Regions from separate parts of the Mus musculus genome. Here regions 1 and 2 are each linked to region 3. Evidence: chromatin loops called from intact Hi-C (ENCODE). Cell type or tissue: left cerebral cortex. All regions are shown on one strand.

What was found. Peaks named below come from ENCODE experiments on the same cell type or tissue, not always from the same donor. Only the 100,000 strongest peaks of a DNase experiment are listed, where the experiment ranks them.
Region 1: it touches region 3 in a loop (11-fold over the local background); 9 of 42 quality-filtered maps call a loop at or near these places.
Region 2: a loop joins it to region 3, with 2.1 times the contacts of the local background. A loop is called at or near these places in 2 of 42 quality-filtered maps.

The regions. Positions count from the first base shown.
Region 1 is chr9:61,368,495-61,376,494 of GRCm38, forward strand. Tle3 (transducin-like enhancer of split 3) reads left to right here and starts at 3,872. Exons shown (of 20, transcript NM_009389.2): 1 at 3,872-4,967; 2 at 5,459-5,559; 3 at 6,021-6,084; 4 at 7,035-7,079. The coding sequence starts at 4,944. Gm34157 (a long non-coding RNA gene) reads right to left here and starts at 1,996. Exons shown (of 3, transcript XR_379512.3): 1 at 1,890-1,996; 2 at 1,666-1,793; 3 at 108-1,236. In left cerebral cortex, CTCF peaks have their summits at 1,238, 3,772 (motif pointing right), 4,955, 5,771 and 1 weaker place; DNase peaks (open chromatin) are centred at 298, 1,048, 1,519, 2,096 and 10 more places; H3K4me3 peaks cover 6,008 bases; H3K27ac peaks cover 4,081 bases.
Region 2 is chr9:61,694,854-61,702,853 of GRCm38, forward strand. No RefSeq gene overlaps it. Among named protein-coding and RNA genes, the nearest start is that of Gm34770, 37 kb to the left of the region's middle. In left cerebral cortex, a CTCF peak has its summit at 3,264 (motif pointing left); DNase peaks (open chromatin) are centred at 3,207, 4,564 and 7,802.
Region 3 is chr9:61,205,365-61,213,364 of GRCm38, forward strand. It overlaps Gm34105 (a long non-coding RNA gene), which reads left to right and starts at 1,315. Exons shown (of 4, transcript XR_379511.1): 1 at 1,315-1,470; 2 at 2,156-2,276; 3 at 6,200-6,341; 4 at 7,401-7,551. In left cerebral cortex, no CTCF peak of the experiment used is centred here; DNase peaks (open chromatin) are centred at 4,797 and 6,447.

The DNA.
Region 1 (8,000 bases), 160 kb after region 3:
GGTGGCTAGCCAGAAGCCATTTTTCTTAATTCCGGAAAAAAAAAATAACACTTGTCTAACGTGTTTTGGATTTATTTTGAAGGAACCAGAGAAGCATCTCTGTCCCCACCTCAAGTTCCCACAGTCATCTTACATCCCAAATGAGGAGCTGGGGGCCTTCCGCTGATGCAGATCCATCCCGGACTTTCCAGCTCACCGCGTGACTTTTTTTTTTTTTTTAATGTGCCAGGAATTCCTCTCCCACGTGGGGTGGACTCCGAGGTACTCAATTAAGCAGCCAATGAAAAGTCAGCTCTCCGGTAGCAAATGACCCTGACACTTCTTGTAACATAAACAGTTGAAACGCTTCCAATTAGAACTGGAGACAGAGCTGTTTGAAGTCTTTTTCTTCAGTCCCCTCCTTCTTTAAAATAATTGTCAAGCGCTTCGGACAGTGTGTTGTGTGCATCTTTCTCTAGCATAAAATAAGCTCATTTCCATTTCTTACAAAATTTGTGAGGTGGCATGGGGGTGGGGTTCTGAGCAGTAGTGAGTTTTGAGCTTAAGGGACCTGAACCAAGTTACCAAGGGCCCTGCTTCCCTTTCAGGCTCTGGGTTCTGGTTACAGAAGAAGGAAGAAGAAGGAAAAAAAAAAGCCGAGGTGATACGGTGAACTGGGAGCCAGAGGCTCCTCAACCATACCTTCAGAGAGGGTTAGAATGAATGAATGAGTGAATGAGTGAATGAATGTCTTTCAGTAAATGCTCATATAGATTCGGCTTGCACAAACAAAGGAGTTTGGCCGTGGATCTGGCTGTCCTGGATTCCAATTCTCTCTGCCTAGCTCGCGGCCTATTACTAAGCTTTGTTTGTGTATCAGCCCCTCTTCTACTCTATAAGACGGGCCGTCAGCCAGGCCTTGGGAGTGAAGTGAGGACGTACTGGGTAACCATGGCCGCTTTGTACCTATTAAACGCTCAAGGGCTGTCCTTCCACACAGTGGGGAGCGCTGCTGCAAGCAGTTCGGCTCTGCCGTGGGGGCGGCGCTCGGCAAAACCGCATCCATCACGCTCATCATCCGTGTGGCAGGCCGGGTGCTGGCGCCTGGGTTCACAGGAGAACTCAATGTGAAGTCTGCCTTGCACTAGCTCACGCTGACTAGTGGGGTCCTTGGGAGCATCACTGCCCTGGCAGGAGACGCGGAGACCAGAGACAGAGCTGCGGCGCTTTTCTGTACACAGTCCGCATAGACAGGACCTGAAAGCCCAAGGCATCGGCGGCCGCCAGGAGGAGGGCGCCGTCCGACCCAGTCCGGAGGGAGACGGAGGAGAGAGAGGCCGAGTAAGGCGCCTTGGCTTGGGCATCTTGAAGGCATTGTGTTTAATAAATCTGGGCGAAAAGCACACCCGCTCTTCTCCCCCCCCCCTTTTCTCGGCTCCCAAATCAAGACCTGCTGTACGACCCCCAGTTTAAGGGGTCTTAAAACCCCTGCACTTTGATTAGCAGCTTCAAAGAGATCCCTTTAAAGTTCCCCTTCTTCCCCAACCTCACCTCTCCTCGACACCCATCCCCCCCCAGCACTCCTAAGACCAGAACAACAACAACAAAACTAAATGCAAGTTTAAAGGGGGGCGGTGGAGATGGAAAATCTCAGACTTCCTCCTGAACGCGGCCCATAGAAATTACCTATTTCAGACGTGCGCAGGAGTAGGAACACCGTGGAGTTTGGGTTTTGATTTTCTTCCTTTTTTTTCTTTCTTTCTTTCCTTTTTCTTCTTCTTTTTTTTTTCTTCAGGGTTTGTGTGTGTTTTTACCTTTTATTATTTAAATTGATACGTTTCATTACTAGGGAGAAAAATAAAATATTCCTTTGATACACAAAATCAAATTGATATTTAGCCTCTGCTTACTTTTTTATGCATGGCTCCTTTATACCACATGGTAGTGACAGATTGTTTGAGCTGGAAGGAAAAGCCATTCAAAGCTAATTAAGCAGCCATTCCAAGCACTATTTGCAAGCGGGAGGCTCAGAAGCCTCGGCATTTGTCAGCGCTCCCCCACCCCTCGTGGTTTTGACTGACAGCTCTGGCTAAGGACTGACAGCTCTCGGAATCTCCACCAATTACTAGTCGAGAGTCTCTTTGCTGGTCTGTGATTGGGTTTTAGACTTGCTCGGGGGCGTGGCCGGCGCGCCCCACGTGGGGGCTGGAGCGAGAAAGGGGCGGGCCGGGTAGGAAGCGGGTGCGCCCACCCGTGACGTAAGGGGGAGGGCAGAGAAGGGGGAGGGGAGAGGGAAGCTCCAAAGAGGAGCCATTTTGAGACTAATGGATGCTTTGGCCAGATGCTCGCATCTGTCGAGCTAGGCTTCTCCCTGCCCCCTCCCCCTTTTCGGTGCGCATCGTACACGATTTATGTTTTTATTTAGGAGAATAAATAAATGAAGAGGGGAGCGTGGTCGAGGCCGGAGCGGGCGCTGAGAGGCTCCATCTCGGGGCGGCCGCTCACGTGGAGGTCCCCGCGCGCTCCCAGCTACTCATTAAGATGCAAACGCGAAACTCAGGCTCCTAATGAGGGGAAAATATAGATTCCGGGGGCGCGCGGCCGGCTCGCGCGCGCCCGCAACGGGCCAGGAGCGTGTGCTTGCGTGCAAGCTTGGTGGGAAAGCCGGGAGGGACCCGAGGACACCTGGGCGGCCCACTCGGCGTTGGTTCTCCGAGGCCGGCGGACCTAGGGTGGGCAGTGTGCCCTGACGTGACCCTTGTCTGCGAGCAGATGGGCCCCAGAGTCGAATATCTACGCCTCCTTGGGTGTCTATGCTGGTGACCAGGGACGCTCCAGGCTCGCAGTCGCTCTTCCACGGGTGGCTGCCGATGCATGTGCCCAGGCAGGCCATCAGGCCAAGAAACGGGGTCGGAACTCTGGGTCGTAGCCAGGAGGGCCCCAACTCCGTGCTTTCCCTTCTTCACCATCTCGGGCCCGGAGCACTGCTGAGGAACCCGCCTTGGCAAGGCTGCGGCCAGGACGTAGCTGTCCCCAAAGGGCAAGAGCCCCAAATGGGGCTAGCCGCACTACTGAGCCTGTTGTCCGCAGACTGCCAGGCCCTTCCATCTGCGCGGCCCGCCAAGCCAGAGTTCTCAGACTTCCCCCTCGCCGGCAGCCGCCTTGCATCAGAGGCGCTGTTTATTTGGCTTTCTGAAAAGAAGGGCGAATGAACAAAGGAGAAAAGCGGGGCGCCCAAGGGTGGGAGAGGGGGCAGAAACGGATAAAAGAAAGAGAAACTCAGTTTGGAGAACAGTCTTAGAGGTCGGAGGTAACTTTGGGTGCCAGCATTTTATCGGTCCTAAATCTTTTGAAGTGAAAACATTAAACTGACAAAGTGATTCTGTTTGTTTTATAGTATCTAATTGGGCTGCTTTGCAACCCTAATGAGATTAGAGGGGGGCAATCGTTCGCCGCCTCTGCAGAATCAACTGATCCATTACTACCAGCCACAGGTTTTAAGGATTGTACAGCTTGTCCTTTTTTCCCCCCCTTTTGTTGTTACTCGTTTTCTCCTTCTCCCCTCCCGCCAAATAATTATTTGCTAGTAGATCGTGGGAAAAAAAGAAGAAAAAAAACCTAGCAGCCCAGGACTATAATATATATCTATTTATTATATGTCTTTCGGTTAATTCCTGATGTGAGGAGCGCTGTTTTTCACTCCCAAGCGAAAGTCACCAGCGGGTAGGGCCTGATTGCTACTTTTCATGCATAGTTTTAGACACAAGAGGGCATTGTGACGTCGCGCCTGGCGGCGCCCAGTCGCAGTCCGAGTCCCGTGGCCCCACGTGGGAGCCTCGCACTCCCATTGGCCAACGCTAGGCGAAGCCGCCACATTATTTTGTTACTTTTCAGTCCCTATTTGGAACTGCTCTCGCGGCAGTTCAGACCTCGTGCTCGGCCCCCTTCGCCTGTCTGTGTGTGGTATCCGCAGGTCCGAGGCACTTTTTTTTTTTTTTGAGTGCGTGTACGTGTGTGTGTTGAGTGCGTGTGCTTGTGTGTTTTGGGGGTTTGTCGGGGCGCGGAGAGGAGAGCCAGGCTGGGAGGAAGGAAAGAAGCCGCAGAGCTCCCGGGCTCGGGCTACGTCTCCCCCTCCGGTGCTCTCCAGCCTGCGCGCTCCTAGGCGGCAGGACGCAGACCGCTCCTCGCCAGAGACGCGGCCGATCCACTTGAAAGCAGAGGACCCCTTCGCCGAGGCTTCCTATGCCGGCTGGAGTTAGGATGCCACGGCTCATTATTTGCACCGACTGAGCCCGGAGTTCCTCCTCGACCCTGGGAAGGGCTGGCGGCGGCGGCAGGAGCAGACGGAACAGCAGGCTCTCCTCTCCGAGGGGGGTGGGGGGGCGTCGAAGCGTCCTCGCTGGGCTCTAGCCCTCACCCACGGTCCTCAAGCCGTCACCTCGGTGGCCTGCTTCCTTTCTCTTCTCGCCGCGAGCTCCGGGCCCGACCGCCTCTGGGATCTGACCCGCGCGCCCCGGATGCTCCGGGCTGCCCAGACGCGCCCCCCTCCAGCCTCATCGTCCTGATTGACCCGTGAGGGGACAGGAGAATCCCCCTTCCCGCAAACCCCCGGCCTCGGGATTCCGCACTGGAGCCGCCAGGGAGCCGATGATGTCCACGCAGACCCGGCTTCTGACACTGTTCACGCAGCCGGGGGAAGGCGGCCGGCCGCAGCCGGCCGAGCCCTAGGCGCACAAAGCGCGAGCCCGCCGACGACTTTGCCGCTCGCTCCGCCGCTCTTTGTCTGCACTTGGGGCGCACGCCCGACTCTGGGATTTCGCTGCGAGAGCGGGCTGGGGGGGCCGGGGGCGAGCTCTCGGTTCCCCGGCCGCCCCCCGCTCGGGCTCGCCTCCCCCCTCCCCCGCACGTCCCCGGCTCGGGCTCTCAGCGCTTCCAAGCTCTCGGAATCGCGACCCCTCCCTGCCATGTATCCGCAAGGCAGACATCCGGTGAGTAATTGCAACTAGGCTTATTTAAGCATCTATCATGGCAGGGTAAACGAGGCAGTTTATCTAGCACCTCCATTTTGCTTGTTGCTACCTTTATGGTGCGCGCGCGTGTGTGCGCTCACACAAAGGGGCTGGGTGGGTGGGGGCGCCGTAGAGAGCCAAGGGTAATTGCGCTCGAGTGGCCCGGGCGGCCTGCGTTGGAGGGGGACGCTGGCTTCCGCCCCGGCCCCTCTCCTAAGTCTTCCAACTCGCGCTCTCGGCACTTGGCCGCCAGAGCCCTTTTGGCTTTGGGGGTGGTCGGGATGCCCGCTTCCGGGCCCCGTCGGGAGAGCGTTGAAAAACTTGCTGGGAAGGTTCTGGGCTGTGGGGTGGTGGCCTTGCCGGAGGCTCCCGGCGGGGAGGGGGCCAGGGACCCAGAGGAGGCACGGGGCCGCGTGGAGCCCTTCTGATGTGCCCACTCCTCTCCCCTATGTTGTCCTTGTGGGCTCCAGGCACCCCATCAACCCGGGCAGCCGGGATTTAAATTCACTGTGGCCGAGTCCTGTGACAGGATCAAAGACGAATTCCAGTTCCTGCAAGCTCAGTATCACAGGTAAGGCGGGTGGGGGGTGGCCCCGGGCTGGCGAGGAGGGCGGCCTTGCGCGCTCCTGCTACCCCCCCCCCGCGGGGCCGAGGGGGACGTCGACCCCCGGCTGCGGGGCGGCTGGGCCTCCGCCTTTTGTTTCCCCTCACCGAGCGCGCAGCCTTAACCCTTTGCGTTCTGCGATCTCCCAGCTCCTAAAGCCCGCCCTGTCGAGGGTCGGGGTCTTGCGCCTTCGTCCGGGCCCGCCCCCGCGTGGCCGAGACGAGTCCCCTCGCTAGATCAAGGGAAGTTTGGAGTTGGTACTGCTAGGCTCCGGGTGGTGGGCAGCCACCCTCACTGCCCGGAGGATGCTAGAGAATGGGTTACTCAGGGTGCCGGGCAAGTGAAGTGGTCCTCCTAGGCCCTAGGGTCCAGGTCTCGAAGGAGGCGGTGTAAGCGCCAGGCCTGAGAGTCTCTTCCTGCCCTCACAGCCTCAAAGTGGAGTATGACAAGCTGGCTAACGAGAAGACGGAGATGCAGCGCCATTATGTGATGGTGAGAGGCAGCCCGCAGCAGGGCGGAGGGAGGGAGGGCAGGGCAGGGCAGGGCACCCAGGCTTTGGGACAGTCGCAGACCCGAGCTAGGCCCAGCTTCAGGACAGCCCCCTGGAGGGCTCCCTTCTTCAGCTTCCTCTTCCCTGCCACTTGGAGGCCGAAAGAGAAACACATTCCTGGCCACCTTTGTAAAGAGCATTTCAGTTGTGTTTTGAAGGTTTCCCAGAGGGCTGGTTGCCTTAAACTGGTTAGAAACATAAGAGTCAAATGAGCCGGTGTCAGGGTTGTATAAAAATCCCTCTTGGAGCCCTCCTGGGAGTGTTTGGAAACTTTTGTTTGGCAGAGGGGATCTAGGCAGAATGGGACAGGAGTGCCTACCTTTCTTCCCCAGAGTTTTTCCAGATTGGAGGAGCCTTTTAAAGCCCTCTGCCTCCCGTGTCCCCTCCTCAAGATTTCCTCAGTTGGGACTCTGGTCCTCCCCCCCCCCCCCCCCCCAGCTAGATATCTTTTAACCTTGAGTTCAAGTTGACATCTTTCGTTTGGGAGTGGGTATGGGAGCCACTTAAGGGCAGGCCAGCAGCAGGCTTTCCACATAAGAGACCTTCCACCCAGTGCTAACCAACTCCCAGAGGACAAGAGGAGACGGGTATACAGCGTTCCCTGTAGAGCCTGCACCTTGTATAAACAGCACATATGGTACAGGGGGTGCCTGTGGGAGGGGGCACATATATTTTTGTGTATAGTATTCTGAGTGGAGAGGAATGCTTAGCCACTTCCCCTATCAGCGTTGACACCTTTGTGGGTGGGTGGACTTTAGTGGCTTTGGACCCAGTGAATGGTTTTGTTAAAGCCTTGTGAGGGGGAGGGGTAAAATGAGAAGTGTCCTGGGGTTGCCTGTTAATGACCCTTTTTCTTTTTTTTTCCTTTTTCTTTTTTTTTTTAATTTTGTAGTACTATGAGATGTCCTATGGCTTGAATATTGAAATGCACAAGCAGGTAAGTACTTTCCTTTTTTATATAAATAATATATATTTAAATTGTAAGATGTGTGATTTCTTTGGAGGTCTATCCTCCCATTTGAAAGTGAGCCTGGTTCTTTTTTGTATTCCCACTTGGTCTTGAAGGATAAATGTTCAGTGAGTGGTCTGAATGAAGGCCTGGTGCCTGTCTGGGCTCTGCTGGGTTATATTGGGCTTTTAGCATTTGTGAACTTAGGCCTGGTCTGGGATCTGGGTGGATAAAGACCCAAAGACCTAAGGGAAAGTTGTCCAGTTGTCTCCCAGGAGCTGTGTGACACCCGGAGGTAGAGAGTTGGCTGTCTGCTTCTATCTGTTTTAATGTAAAATTTTCAAAAAGGAAACATAGGCAGAGTTCCTTGCCCCTCTTCTTTCTTTTCCTTGCAGAGAGAGACAGAGAGAGAGAGAGGTACTGCCTTGATAAGATTACACTTCAAGGGCCTTTAAAAGCCAGGCTGAGCTGTTGAAATGTAAGGGAATGAAGCCACTAACGGCCTAGAAAACTTAAAGCCAGAGTGAAATGCAATCCTGTGCCTTGCGTTTAGGAGGAGTTTCTCAACTCTCTTTATTTGAAGGCAGCTGTGTCCCATTTCACAGGAGGAAGCTGAAGCCCAGAGGTGAAGTAACTTGCCCAGGGGCCAGCCTCACCAGGCCTTTTGAGCCGGCTGGCAGTTGAGCTCAGCTTTGTAATCCTGAAGTCAAACCAGTTTAGCTAGTGTGGTATCCTTTGATGGATATGTAAACTACCTCACATTGTCACCCTCTAATAACAGTATACCTCAAACCCAGCAAATACAAACACTCTTTATCTCGAGCATATCAGTAGCTAGTCCTGAGCTAGGCCAGGCTGTGGGAGAGGCCTGTTTGTCTATTTGTGTTCCAAGGAGAGGCTGCCTATAAT
Region 2 (8,000 bases), 490 kb after region 3:
CTCAGAATGAATGAAGTTCTAAGGCAGTGGTTCTCAACCAATGGGTTGTGAGCCCTTTGGGATCCAAAGACCCTTTCACAGGGGTCACATATCAGATATTTATACTAAAATTCATAACAGCAGCAAAATTAGAGTTATGAAGTAGCAACAAAAGTAGTTTTATGGTTAGGGGTGATCACAATGTGAGGAACTATTTAAAGGGTCGCAGCATTAGGAAGGTTGAGAACCACAGCTCTAAAGGAAAGCCACCTTTACCAACAATATTTTGGGCCAAAGCAGAGTACAAACTTAGGGTTATCGTCCCATCAGAGTGCCCATTGGATCACTACTGTGAGTTACAGGAGATGACTGGCCTGCCCTGTATCAACTGTAGCATCATTTAGGAGCTACATCCTTGCAATCTATGTCTGCAAGTCTTCTGGGATTTCTGTTGTTGAGAGTCGTATTTGTAACCCACTCTCTCCCCATTTCACAGTTGATAAAATCAAAGCCCAGAGGAAAAAGGTTTGCTCGAGATCACTCGGGCTAGTGGCAGAGTTCTCTGACTCAGGCCTGGGCTCCTTGCCACACACTCTAATCTATAGCAAAGCTGGACCACACGGGGGCAGCTAGGGGAGGGCGTGGGCGTGCATGCTTGACCTGTCAGTTGCAACCTTCAGCCCATTCCGTTTAAAGAGCTGCCTCAGCGAGACATCTAATTAGCTGACTTTAGCCCAGCTTCCTTCCTCTGGTTATTGATGTCTCTTCTCCCGTCTCTTCCTGGTGCTGGCCCTTGCTCATCCAAATGTGATCAATTACTCACAGGAATAAATTATGCACGTAGCCTACAGTCTATTAGGTAATCGTTGGTGTGCTGGCTGAAAGAACCGAGCAGGGAAGACAAGCTGTCTAGAGCAGAGGCCAGTGGGAGGGGACCTCTGTTGGTCCAGGAATGGAGAAACCTGTAAGCAGGAAACATTGCAGCCCTCCAAGCAAAGGTTGAAGTTGGAGACTGGTAGGGGTGGAGAGGAAGAGGGTGCAGGGTCTAGACTTTCAGGCCAAACTTGAAACCAGCTTGAGGGGCAATTGTAGCTCTGCTCTGCCTTTTTCCTGGACAGATGACACTCCCTCTCTAATTCCCACCCCTCGCTGGCCTTCCCTCTGGCCCTGTTCCCCCAGAGTCTCCTGTGAAAAGCATAAGTCAAAGCAATCTCACTGCAGTAAAGGTTCTGACTGACTCAGGAGGTCAGAGGAGCTCCCAGGAAACAGCAAGGTTACGGGGAACAAGGCTCTGGAGTTTAGCTTGGGTTAAGCAAAGTGGCCAGCCAGCTGTGTTTTCTGGTAGGTTCTTTTCTAATGTGGACACTTTCTGGGCCCTTGCTTGCACAATCCGATCCACTTAGAAAAGTTCAGATTTCACTTGGGCTAGTCTTGGGAAGAATAGGCCCTTAGAAGCCACTTCGGGTAAAAAGCAAAAAAAAAAAAAAAAAAAAAAAAAAAAAAGAAAGAAAGAAAGAAAGAAAAAGGAAAAAGCCCCTCTAGTTTGCCAGTTCACAATCTATCAATGAGGGAATCTGAAGCAGAAACCGTGAAGGAACTTCTTGGCTTACTCAATACCAGTTGTAATATATAGCCTGGGACAACCTGCCTAGGGATTGTGCTGCCCATGGTAGGCTGGGTCTACATCAACCATCCATCAAGACAGTTCCTCATAGGCCAATCTTTCAAGGCAGCTCTTCAATTGAGATTCCTTCTTCTTCCCAGGTGACTCTAGGTTCTGTCAAGCTGACAGTGAGAGCAAGCAGCCTCACTACAAGGTACAAGTCTTACAAGCCTTGAGGCGGGAGGAAAGCCCAACTTCTCTGGTTGTGTTTTGTGTGTGTGCCTCTTTTATTTCTGGTCAGACTCATGATTGACTCTTCATAGACACATTACCCACTCAGAGAGTGTCTGGCTACCTACCCTATTTCTTTCCTCTTCCAGACTGGAAACACAAAGATAACTAACTCATTGTCCTAAACCTGCAGTCACCTTAGATTCCAGGGATGGCCAGTCCCTGCAGGATGAATGACCTACAAGATGAAAACAAAAATATCTACCATGGAAACGGCACACCTTGTATCTGATCAGGTGACACAGACCAGATCATAGACTCTATTTATTGGACCACTTTGTAGGACCACACCTTGCTCAAGACTGCTTAGTTATGCACGCCTCCCCTCCCACCCCGTCCAGTTCTTCCTCTACTTAAATCTAAAGTTCACATAGGTGTCCTGAGGACAGATTCATGGCCATTGAACTTCCTTCTTCCAGACAGTTGATAAAATCTTTCTCTGCTTTTCAGGATTACATGTCTTATGGTGTATTCAGACCAATGGCTGAGCCTAGCCTTTTAAGGCTGTGTGAGAACCGGGTCTTCTATGCTGGAACTCCAGTTACACACTGGCCACCTTTTCCTCGGTGTTTTTTTCAGGGTTCTCTGACACATTCCATGATAACAGTGCTTTGACTTTTCAGTCTCTTGGAGTCCTGGAGGCTCTGTGCAAAGAGCAGACTCTTCAGTCCCAAGCTGGGTAGAACACTCTATCCATTAGGCACTAGAGGGTTTGAGATAAAAATCAACACACACACACACACACACACACACACACACACACACACACACCAAAACCATTGGCTCTGAAACATAAAGGGGAAACTTTACAATGGAAATTAATAAAATTTTAATGAAATGTCTCCCAAACAAAATCTTCCATCAGCCTCATTAAGGGCTTCATTTAGTATTCGTAAAAATTTCATTACGTTTCAGAACGATGTGCAGGTTAGATTTTTCTCACTTTGCAAGAATTCCTGAGCCCCCCTGATAATTGCTGAGAAATCAAAGCCAATTCTACATCAAATGAATTACTTGTAGCCAAAGAATTTCAAAAGCAAAGTTATAAAAATAAGTCATAATTTTTCACAGGAAAAAAAAAGTATTTAATCTGTTTGATGTGTGTGAGGCAGAGTCTCTGAGCATGCTGGGATCCAGCGCGGGTCTGAAAGCAGTCTTGATGTCTGGCCTAGGCAAGCATATGTTAGCTTCCTCCTGAGTGAATGGGTGGGGGAAAAAAAGGCAATCTAAGTGATAGTGAAAAGTGTAAAGGTGGGAGGGAGGGAAGAAAAACAGACAGGAGAAATATAGCAAACATGAGCCAAAGTTTTAAGGAGCAATCTTAGCAACAAAGCCAAGGCCTCGCTGCTGACAGAAACAGACCACACCGCCCCCTTCTGGTTGGAGGAGTGCAGTGCTAGCCGCACGACTTGAGTTTCTCCCACGCTCAGAACATCAAAGCCCCTTGAAATTGTCTCAGAGAGAGATCAGCGCTCCCTGAGGACCGAGACCCTGCCTCTCCTCCAGCCAGGAGCTGGGAGGAAAGCTTTGTAACTGGCACCGTGTCAGGCATCCTGACACACGTCTAATCCCATCTTGAACCTATTTCTGCCTTTTCCCCAAACCGAGTCTCGCCTAACCCATTCCATATGTCTCTCTCTTTCTCTCTCTCTCTCTCTCTCTCTCTCTCTCTCTCTCTCTCTCTCTCTCTCTCTGACGGAAAATAGGCTTTGCTTTCATTTCAAAGGGCATCATTGAAAAATCTGGGCGACAGGACTTTGTTCTAAGACAGGCAATACTCGGGGAGCTCTTCTGAGGAAGTAATCAGAAATAAATGGAAAGATTTATATACAAGATGTCCGCTGTGGAATTATTTGTAACGGCAAAGAACTAAAGACAGCCACAGTGCCCCCAAAGCAAGGAGATGGTTAAATAAATCACCATCTACCCACACAAGAGAAGTTTATGCAGCCATTAGCATGTGCATGATTTTGAAATTTTCATTTACAGCAATAGCCAACCATTAGGGAGCCCTTCCTAGGCAGTATGTCACTGTACTCTACTGAGGAAAGTCCTTTGTGTTACTCCCTCCACTTGATACACAACACAACTGAGGTTCCACCACTGAGGTACATAGACTGTGTTAGAGTGTCCTGCTGGCCTCCTAGGGGCACATGAGTGTGGAGGCAAAGGGAGGGAGAGTTTCACTCCTAGATCCACTGCAAAGCTGTGGCAAAGGAGGATGGATCTGACCCCAAAGGGATGATAAGGTTCACTGACTCTTGCAAGGAGCATCCACAGGGAAGGTAAGACCCAAGATAAATCCTAGAGGGGGACCTTGGGGGTAGGAGTCCAAAAGTAGTGGTCCTTATCTTAGATGCAACACAGCTGCCAATTAGGTAGGCGAGGCTGGGCTGAGGCTTTGGAGAGCCAATTGGTAATGAAAACAAAGCATCGCTGAGCCTGTCAGCACCAGCTGCTCTCCCCTGGTCTCTTTAAATTCTGTGGACCATGGCCTCTCCTTCCTCCATTGTTGTTCCAATAGACAGATGAGAAAATTGAGGCTTGGGAGACTCAAACTTTGGCTTGAGATCCTGACTAAGTAGGTCCAGAGGCTGTATGCTTGGGCACAGTCACAGCCTCTCCCCGACGAGCTGGCCACCACATAGAAGCAGAAGCCTATGTTGTTCACACCCACCCAGTACGATGCTTTCTCGTGTCCCTCAGTTGCAGCTGGCCTCCTCTACCATTTCAGGAATGCGTTATGCACGAGAAAGCTTGCAGAGTCTTCTGAGTCTAGAAGATCTCCCTTAGAAACCCAGTTTCAGGCAGCGTATGAGCCAAAAAAAAAGTAGAAAGCCTCATCCCCACTGAGGGAGAATGGCCAAACCTCTGGGGCTCCTCGCACAGGTGCTGTAGGAAGGAACCTGAGAAGCAAAAGAACAGCCCGAGCTCCTCAGAAGTCCTTGCTCAGAGCTGGCCAGCGAGCCCAGGATCTGCCTGTCTCTGTTCCCTAGAGTTCGTGTTTGAAACACACCTCACTATGTCCGGCTGCTGTGGTTCCTTGTGTGGGTTCCAAGGATTAAACTCAGATTCTCATGCCTGTGTGACAAACACTTTACCAAAGTAAATCTTGGCCTTGGTCCAGACCAGAACCCAAGACGAAGCCATGGCAGAGGCCCAACCTGCCATGCCCCTCCTGAGCTCCACTCAGACTCTCTCCCTGCCTTCACTGGCTATAATCACAAGATACTAGGATTTTGTGGAGTTTTCCTAAGCCATTGCTCTCTTCTGAACCAGGAAGTACAGAAACCTGTGAGTTCTGCCTTGAGTGTGGACCCCCTCTCACAACTCACTTGGGTCATGCACATAATAACTCTGCGTGGGGGTTTACACAGAAGAGACAACCTTAAATGGTATCCCCTCCTCTAAGAGCCATGTTGTCTAAAGACTATCCTAACGTGCTGCAAAACTGGAGGGGTTAGGAGATGGAGGGGCCTCTCCCAGCAATAGCTGATGCCCATCTATTGCTTTGTGTAGCCAATCAGCTTCTCCTGGGACCCTCAAGCCAGGCTGAGTTTCGCTCCCAGGTTCCTATAGGGGGAGTTCGGGACAGGAGCATGTAGAGCCACTTGTCCTTTAAAACCAGAGCCAGTGAGGACGGGCAGGACAAGGAGAGAGGAACAGAAGAAAAGAGGGAGGGAAACAGAGCCACAGGCCTGACTTTTTGGGTTTCCTGCTTCTAATTCTTCAGAGGTATGGCCCAATCAGTCACCCTGGGGTTTTGTGATGACTGCCTGCCCTAAGGTCACTACATAAGCAAAAGAGCTGTTCCTAAAGTCCAGGGGGTCCCAGTTAGGAAAACTCTAGAAATCCAAAGGTCTGAGGAGGCCACTCCTACGGGTGTGTCGATGACCCCTGGTCTGCACCTCTCCAGAGCCAGGGAGACTTGTGCTGGGAAAGGTGGCCTGGCCTCACACAGTGTACCACACAGTGGCCTCAGCTTCGTCTAGTCTTCCTCTCAGCTTCCCGCTGCCTAGGACACAAAGGCCAGCCCAGCATCCAAGGCCACCAGCAACCTCTGCCAGGCTCATCACTCCTGCATTTCCTATCAGTCGGACCAGATCTGCTCCCTTCCCCCTCAGCCTGACCAACTTTCCCTCAGCTCTCTGCTTGCTCAAATCTCTGAACTTTCCAGGCTGAAGGAGGGGCTCCTCACCCAGCCTATCAGATCTCCTCTCCTCACACTTTGGGTGTGAATTGGTGGCGAGCTACCCACTCACTCTCTTTCCTTCCTCCCTGTTTCCCCTCAGCCCTTCTATCTTACAGTCCCATCTTTCTTTCCCTCATTTCTCCATCCCTCCTTTCTCTTCTACCTCTGTTCTTGTCTTCCTTCCTCCCTCTCTTCCTTAGACTTGGTTTCTATGACTTTCAGGTCGCTTGTTCCTAATTTAGAGAAAACAAAACTGAGGCTCCGAGAGGTTGACAGTGATCCCAAATCACAGATCTAGGACATGTGAGTACCTGGGTGAAGAGCTAGAATTGTCTTCTTCAAGCTCTACCACCCCCACCCATCTTCTGTTCCATTCAATAATCAAGGCCAGCTCCCGACATTGCCGTGCGTTCATGTTAAACATTCATGTGCTCTCCTCAAAACGGCACACAATCTGAGTTTGATCCCCAGAAGCCATGACAAAGCCAGGCTTAGCAGCATATTCTTGCCATCCAGGCACTAAGGAAGTCTATATAGGAGCTCCCTAAGGCTTGAGTTTGGCCAGCCCAGCTGAATCAGTGAGCTGCAGGTTCAGGGAGAGACTCTGTCTAAAGCTAAAGCGGGAAGGCTGGGAAGATGACTCGGTGGTTCAGAGCGCTTTCTGCTCTCCCAAAGGACCTGCGATTATTCCCCAGCACCCATGTTAAGTGGCTCACAACTGCCTATTCCTGAGCTCCAACACTCTTCTGGTCTCTTCAGCCACATGCATGTACATGGTACAAATACAAACACTCAGGCACACACACACACACATACACATAAAAAAATACATCTAAAAAAATAAGGGGACTGTAGAGATGGCTCAGTGGTTAGTTAAGAGCACTGATTGTTCTTCCAGAGGTCCTGAGTTCAATTCCCAGCAACCACATGGTGCCTCACAACCATCTGTAATGGGGTCTGATGCCCTCTTCTGGTGTGTCTGAAGACAGCTACAGTGTACTCATATACATAAAATAAATAAAAAATAAATAAAAATAAGGGGGAGGGCAAAAGAAGACATTTGCCATCTTCCTCTTGCCTGCACACACACACACACACACACACACACACACACACCTGTACTCACATGCGCACACACACAAACACATACACATATATACAAAACCATAGAGAAACTGATAAAAAGAGGAAAATTTTTTTCTAAATTCTAAAAGGACCCTGAGAAAATCTGACCTCAAGAAAAAAAAAATACTCAGTTTCAAAAGCCCTCGTTGTTAAGGAAGGAAAACTAAGAATAAAAATGTTGAATGTACATCATTGAATTAGTGAAACAGGCAAACGGAAAACGACAAAATGGGAATTCATCGATTGCTAAAATTAATACCAGTAAACGAGAGAAGGGGGTGGGGAATAAGTATTTAAGTGAAGTCTGTGAAACCGGAAGTGGTCAGAGGCCCCGTGGTAGTGGAATGGAGAAGGCCTCGGTTTCCTTGCATGGGTGTTTATCTTCCACTAGGCTTCGTGGGTCACATGAGGTGCTGTAGGCTGAGTCTACTGAGCCCCAGAGTGTATCCCTTCCGCTAGGCTCCGTGGGTCACGAGCGGTGCTCCAGGCCAAGCCTACTGAGCCCCTGCGCAGTGGTTTCCTCTCATTGACCACAGAGCCTCTAAATTGCAGGGGATCTCCGTGTGGAGTCCTGGGATTTCTTTGCCCAGCCAAGACTCCTTGGCCTGGCAGTGTAGCTTCTCCTTTTAGAAGTGAAGCTTCACCATCTGGGCTTATTAAGCAAACAAGTCGGTTCTGTCCTTTTCAGCAAGGAAAACCGCTCTGGTTTTGTTTTCTCCCTGTTGCCAGGAGTCAAGAGGAAGTCTGCGGTTAGACGTCTTTGGGTAGAGACGTACACATACCCAGCAGCTATTAACGAGCGCCTGGGAC
Region 3 (8,000 bases):
GCAAGCTGTTCCTTCCCTACCTACCTTCAGAGCCACTCCTTCAATTGAGCTGTTCCCGTCTTTTGCCCTAAGCTACGACGAGTAGATTGGATGAAAATTATCAAGCCTTCTCGTCTAGAATAAATATTCTTGAAATGGAGCAAGTTATAAATAAGCAAGCAGCAATATCCTGTGTTATGAATATATAATTTCCATCTTTAATAGCTGACTAGGCCTCGGGGACTGTCTGAAAATGGCCTGTCTGGCCCTGATATTTTATATTTTAAAAAGGCTCCCTAACTTTTGTTTCTTAGCCCTTGGACAAAGATGTCTCTAGGGAAATGATGAGAGTTCCGAGCCTCTGTGAGCCAGTGTGCAAGGGCGGGTGCTTTTCTTTCTTTCTTTCTTTCTTTCTTTCTTTCTTTCTTTCTTTCTTTCTTTCTTTCTTTCTTCCTTCCTTCCTTCCTTCTCTCTCTCTCTCTCTTCCTTCCTCTCTCTCTCCCTTCCTTCCTTCCTCTCTCTCTCTCTCTCTCTCTCTCTCTCTCTCTCTCTCTCTCTTTTTCTCTCTTTTCTTTCTAAAAACCCCAGAGGATGCAGAGGTTTGTGTGGAACTGGAGTCAGGGCTTGGAGGGCTGAGCTCCCCTTGTCCAGCCAATTAGAGGTGAGAGAGACAAGTGACCCTGGGCTGTGGTTCACTGAGCCCTGGCTTGAATTAGCCCAGAGTGGGCAGAGCTGTTCAGGGCCTCTTCCAAAGACAGTGACTCTTTCCCAGCCCTGGGGATGTCCAGCACAGGACCAAGCAGCCCAAGGTGCTTGTTCAAACGCCTACGAAGTGTTAATTAAGTGTCATAGAACTACGCTCTACCCTGACTTGGCTTACTGTAGTGACACATTTATGTAGGCGCTCAGGAGGCGGAGGCACGAGGGTAAGAGTTTGAGACTAGCTTGGGCTACATAGGGTGATTCTGTCTTTTTATAAAAAAAAATGTCAGGGGTAGAGAAAGTAAGAAAGAAACGCAGGCTAGGGATGTAGCTGGGCTGGCAGAGTGTTCTTTAGCATGCACAGGCTCCCTGGGTTTGCTCATCAGTGTTTTATAAACCTGGCATGTTGAGGCACATCTGTGACCTTAGCTTTTGACAGGTAGAAGCCAGAGTATCAGAAGATCAAGGTCATCTCTGGCTCCAAGGTAAATTCCAGGGCAGCCTGGGATACATGAGATCCTCAGGAAGGAGGATCTCAGATGGAGGGAGGAGGGAGGGGAGGAGAGAGGGGAGGAGGGAGGGAGGGAACACTGTCTCAGAGGCTGTCGTACAGCCCTAGAAGATGAACCTGCCCCCATTTTAAAGATAAGAAGAGTAAGTTTTGCTGAAGCAATCAGTTAATGTGCCCTCAGCGTAAGGAGCATCAGGGCAAAGACCCCCTCGTGGGAAACCTCTTCTCAGGGCTCCTTGTTGCCTTCTTGAAGAATGACCTGCTTTTCCAGGATCAGAGTGAGTTGCCGAATAAATGAATTCAGCCTCAGGTCTCCCAGTGATGGGTGTGTGTGTGTGTGTGTGTGTGTAGCGGGGGTGGGGGGGTAGGGGGGTTATTGCCTGTGCAGTGTGCATGTTAAAATGTAAATGTCCTCTCCTGCGATTCCCAAGGTACATTCGTAATTATGAACCAGCGTCTGAGGTTCTGATTTTGATGGCATTAGCTTTAATGGCCTTCTTTTCTTTCTTCCTTTTTTTTAAGCCGTTTAATTACTAATCAGTGCTGCCTTGCAAACTAATGTGGTATGTATGCTTCTCTTCTGGGAAGAGGACTCCCTAGGCAGGGCAGCTGAGGAGCCTACCAAGGGCCATATGCTGGGCCAGCTGCTCTCTCCCCCTGTGGGGCTCCCCGACCCCCAATCTCCAGTCCTCCCTGGCACTTCACACTTATCTCTGAAAGCACAGCATCATCTTCGAAATGCTCCTGAACACGTGGCTAACTGGACTGATAAACAGGGAGACCGGGGCTCCACTCTGAGAGGTTCCGAGGAGTTCTAGGCTGGGAGTAGGTGGGGCTTCTTTTTCTTCTCACTAATTTCTATCACATAAACTCATTTAAATTTCCAATTTCCATAGTTTAAAACTTTCCAATGTTAAAAACCCCATTTTCTGAAACTAATTTAGGTCTCATTCTCATTAATAGCTTGGCAACGGTTATGCAGTGCGGATCTCTCCCAGGTTGAAGAAAGAGCCTTGGCCAGGAAATCAGGATGCCTGTGTGAACCCCTGCTGAGCATCTCTGGGCAAGCTGAGTTACCTCTCTGGTTTGTGATTGGTTTCCCCTACAAGCCGATGAAAAAGATGGAGTTAACTGGGTAACATTCCAAACACTGCTCAGTAAGCCCCTCTGTAGGGTATCGGGTGCGGCAAGGTGAAAATTACTGCAATTTGGGGAAAAGGAGATCTTTCAAAAGGTTACATGGTCAAATGCGGTGGTTTGAATGAGAATTAACCTCATAGGTTTTTATGCTCGTGTTTGAATGCTCAGTCTCAAGCTGGTGGAACTGTTTGGGGAGGATTGACAAGTGGAGGCATGTGACCTTGTTGTGTCACTGGGGATGGGTTTTGAGGTTTCAAAGATTCACCACGCCCAGTCTCTCTCTCTACCGCAGCCATTCCTGCTGCCACGCCTTTGCTCCACCGTCATGAACTCCAGCCCTCCCAGAACTGTGAGCCCGATTACAAGCTTTCCTTTATAAGTTGCCTGGGTCGGTGTTTTATCACAGCAAGAGGAAAGTAACTAAGCCATCTAGCTGTTCAGTTTCATTATTGCTACTTGCTTGTTGTCCAACGTGTGAGCTTAGGCCTTTCTTACATTCAATACCTGTGAGCCTCAGAGAAGAGGTCTTACCTTTTTCATGATATTCCCATCAATGTGCATCGAAGCACAAGAATTCCTAATAAGAGACAATGGTGTGGATAAGCTCTCGGTCTCTTCCATATCTCCCTTTGGGACTTCAAAAGGCTGGAGCTACAGCTCAGCTGGAAGAGTGTCTGCCCAGCATGCCCAAAGTCCTAGGTTTAAACCCAGTGGCCCACAAACTGGGCCTGGTAGTGTGTAGCTGTGATCCTAGAACTTGGACAGTAGAGGCAGGAAGATCCAATTGGTCAGCCTTGAATTTAAGGAGTTTAAGGTCAGCCTGAGCTATCTGAGACTGCCTAAAAAAAATAAATAAATAAAACAATTAAAAAAAAAACCAAAGTAAGGAAAAACAGTGACAGCTTCTGAGATACTTAAAGCTTTTATTCTATACATGCTCACACTTTTTTAAAAGTTAGCATGCGTGTTGTGTGTTAAGCAGGTGGTGGGAGGGATGCATGCAGGTGCCACGGTGCATATATGGAGGTCAGAGGACAGCTTGAGAGAATCAGTTTTCTCCTTCCAATGTGCTGTCCTGGGGACCAATTTATCCCCTGAGCCAGGCATGTCCCCACGACTTTGTCTAGAACAGCCTCAGAATATGTACCCATGGTCCATGTGGGGACCTTGATTTTACCATCCTTGCCAGAAAACCAGTGCCTACCACATTAAAGTACACTGTCCCATGCTATGGCCAGCCAAACTTTGCTCTTACAGGCCAGCAGACACTTCTCAGGCAAGCCATGTTGCCATGTTTTCGTTCCCGTTAGACCTCCCTCCTAACCCTGCCTTGCCCTAGGCAGAGTCTCCAGGCCTCTGACTAAACCCAAACTTAGATCAGAGAAGTTTGCAAGCACCGTCTTCACATCAGCCTTGCAGTGTGACTCTGGATCAAGCACCGAGCTTCCTTCAGTCTCTCTAAATGCAGACTCAAGGGCAAGGTCTGATCTTGAAGCACTGCTGGGATCCCAGTGCAGATTAAAGGGACCTTGCATCTCACCTTAGCCCAAGCTCTCCAGAAAGCAAAGCCTGAGGCAGTTCCACACTGCACTGCTGGCCTTTTAAAGAGCAAAGAGGGGCGGGGGGCGGGGGGGGGGGAGCTGCAGACTGGGAAAGAAAGCAGAGAACAAGAACATACCAGTGACCTGGCTGTGTCTGGACAGACATTCTGTTGATGTGATGACAAGGTCTCTCTGATACAGGAGGCTGGGGGCCCGACTCAGTTGATAAAGTGCTTGCTGTGGAAACACGAGGGTCTGAGTGAGTTCAGACCCCCTAGTAGCCACATGAAGGAGCTAGGCATAGCACTTCCCGTAATCTGAACACAGGGTGGATGGGGAGTCTTGGGGCGAGGCAGAGACATGAGGATCCCTGGGGCTTGTTGGTCAAATTGGTGAGCTATAGGTTCCGTGAGAGACCTTATCTAAAAAATTAAGGTAGTGACTGGTTGAGGAAGATATCTAACATCCTCTGCCTTCCACAGGCATATACAGCAGGTCCACACATCTGCAGACACATGCCTGCGTGCTCGTGCGCGCGCGCGCACACACACACACACACACACACACACACACACACACACACACACCAATACAGTGACCACTTCTTGAGTACCAGGGAGTAGAACTTATCCCTAGACTCCAGGACTCTGTCTTCCAGAGGATGCCCCACAGGGGTTTTTCCTCCACGCCTCCTGTTTTCACAGACAGGTCCCTAGGGAGTCTGACCAGCATCAGATGGGTTATAATCTAGGAGGCATATAGCAGCAGCGCAGATAAGAGAGTAAATGTTCTAGGCTCCTACCCACATTCTTGAAACCAGAGGCACACAGTTGGGCCTGCAGTGGACTGTAGAGCAAAGGAACCACAAACATTTAAGATGCAGGAGACAAAGCAGGGCAAGATTTTCAGTGAGGTACAAGGAGTGTCACCATCACTCCGCCTACGCCTGCTTCTGCGTCTTGACTCCTGTCATGTCTAGCTTTGCGCTGCAATTTTGGGACTCATTCATTTTGTGGTCATGGAAATATTCTAATTCAATCTTTTATTAATTCTTGGAGAATTTCCAACATGCATAGAATAGATTCTGATCATATCCATATTCCATACACCCACACACACAATTCCTCTCTATAACTCCCTCAGGATATACCTCCCTCCCACACCTCCCAACTTCGTGTGAAGTAGACCACTGGGTTCAATTTGTGCTGCTCATGCAGGCATGGGTGTGGACCATCGCTGGAGCATGGCTGACTTAGCAGGACCACACCTTAAAGATGATTGATTCTCCTTCTAGCAGTTGTTGACTGTCAATAGCACGTCAGCTAGGGACTGGGGACTCATAAGCAACTGCTCCATGAACCGTGCTGAAATGCTGACTGGTTTGACCTTGTGCAGCTCCTGTGTAGGCAGCCGTAGATGCTGTATGAGCATCATTCCTGTCACAGGGCCTCACTTATGAAAAGGCGGGGGGGGGGGGTCCTTCCTTCCCCCGAAAAGACCAATAGCTACACAATCTCCCCCAGGTCTTCTCTGAGAAGACATAAGGTGAATGAAGCAAGCTATACTTGCTCACTGGCCCCAGCTCCCCAGAACAGTCACCAAGAGGTCACTATCTTCATGGTCCTCATCCCTAATAGCCACATGGCTGTACTGCTTGGCTCACCAGGCACAGAAAGCTGGGACACCATCCGGGTGAGATCTAAGCCCTCAATTTGAGCTGTGCTTAGGAGCTATGCTTACTGCAATTGCTCATTTGTAAATTCTTGTCATTTGGGCCAGAGGTGTGTCTGGGTTGCCAGAGAGTCCCTCCCAGAGCCTATTGGGAAAAGAACTCAAGGCAGGTAGCTCTCTCTGCAGCATGCAGATATTGCTGCAGCTTCTTCTGCACAGGCATCCCACTGGGTAGGTTTTTTGTCAGTTCTTACAGGTGCATTGTATGCTTCTACAGGGAAGTGTGTATGAGGGTGCATGTGCCAACACATGCACTTGTGCATGCATGCATGTGTGTGTTTTCTACTTATAAATCCTTAATATTCAAAGAGTTATGCATTTTTATTTTATGCATATGCATTTTCCCTGTGTGTGTGTGTCTGTGCACTGGCAAGTGCCTGGAGCCCACAGAGCAAGAAGAAGGCATACGATCCCCTGAATCTGGATGGAGTTAAGGATGTTTTTAAGCTGTCATGAGGGTGCTGAGAACTGAACCTGTGACCTCCAAAAGAACAGCAAGCATCTTTAACTGCTGAGCCATCTCTCCAGCCCCTCCCAGTACCTTTAAACACCACTGCAGTTTATGATTCTCTCTCTTGTGTTTTTATCTTGACAGTGCATTCTGCCTAAGAGGTCCCTCCTTGAATTCCATGGCTACCTGGGCGTCTGCTGGGCTTGTGCACAGTATCTACCTGGCCTTTTCCCTGTGGGTGGCTATTTAGGTCGTTTCATCCTTGAAGTTACAGAGAGTCCCCACAGTGAGTACACGAGGCAAAGCTTCCAGGGAGGAGCGCTTTTTGCCATTTTAAGGGATGTTCCATTTGGAATCTGTACTGATTCACACTTCCATGAGGGATCTGGAAGTCTGCTCAGTTCTTTTCACACCACCACTCTCAGTATGTGTTTAAATCTTTCACAGTCTGCTTGGTGAAAGATGCTATTTCAATGTGGCTTAATTTACTTGTAGGTTACTGCATCAAGCTTGGGTGTGTTTATGCCTCTGTTACCAACCGGAGATAAAGCTACTGGGGCTTTTGCAGGTTGCATGTCTTGTAGCTTGATAATGTAATTGCAGGGGTGAGGAGGGAAATGAAAGCCAAGGCTAATGCGCATGTTGGTGCCTCCTTAGTTCTGAGGACACTGGGTACACCTCACAGATGCTAAGTAATCGTTCTTCTCCTTTTATCTTTTGCTTTCTTTGGTGTGGGTATGGGGTCTAACTGTGTCACCCAGACTGCCTGGAACATAATTATTGCATTCTGACCTTGAATTCCAGCAGTCTGGATGCCTCCTGAGTGCTAGGATTACAGCCCAACTCAAGAAGTACTTTAAAAAAATCGTTACAGGGAAGGGAGGCATCCATGTGCCACAGTGAGCATATGGAGGTCTGAGGATATCCTCAGAAATCAGTCTTTGTCGCGTATCTGGTTGGATGCAGGGTCTCATGCTGTTTTCTGCCGTGTACCCCTGTGAACCCTGGCTTGTGAGTTTCCATGGATTATCCTGCCTCTGCCTTCCATTTCATGTAGAAGAGCTCGATGCAGATGTGTGTGCTATTCTCTCACATCTACATGGGTATTGAGGATCTGAACTCAGGGCCTCAGACTCAACCACAAATTGGGTTACCTGCCACGCTCCCCAGCCCAAGGAGTGGTTCTTATGTGGGTAGATAGTTGGATGCATGGATACATGGATGGTTGGGTTGATGGATAGTTAGATGGATGGATGGATCAATCACGCTACTGCTCCCATCTGTGTATCAATTTGTAGACCACAGAATACTTTTCCCTATTTCATCAACTCCTTCCTCCCCACAGTCTAAAAGGAGAGGGCACTAAGGAGCTGATGGCTGTGCACTCATTGCAAATGTTTGTCAAGAGATCGTGCCTCCCATGGAGATTCTGACAAGAGCCTACAGTCCTATTTCATTCTATGAAGCCTGGTACTCATGACTACCCATAACTACCAGGTAATTGGGCCAAAGGATCAGCACAAAGGATCTCGGTTATAGGCTTACCAGCAAACCAAGATCTGTGAGGAATGGCTGGAAAAGATGGACCAAGCCCATCAGAACTGAGTACTGGACCTCTGAGAGTGCATATGGGGCTCTCAGAGAGAAGAGGGAAAGGGTAGAATTCTAACAACCTCATGGCTGTCATGAGGAAGCCATGAGCCGAGCATCAGGAATAGGGAGGCTTGAATGAGCAAGGAAATCTGGATAGTAGAAAAAGACACCCCAAGAGACATGCAAGCCATCTTGGAGAAGTTGTTTGAGTTATTTGGTCTTCCAGTAGAGCCTCACAATTCCTGAAATGGATTTAAGATTATATCCTTGGATTTCTACAGGATCCTTGAACCTCCTTCTCTACCTAGGTTGCCTGAATTGGGTCTCTGTTTCTTGGCATCAAATGATCACT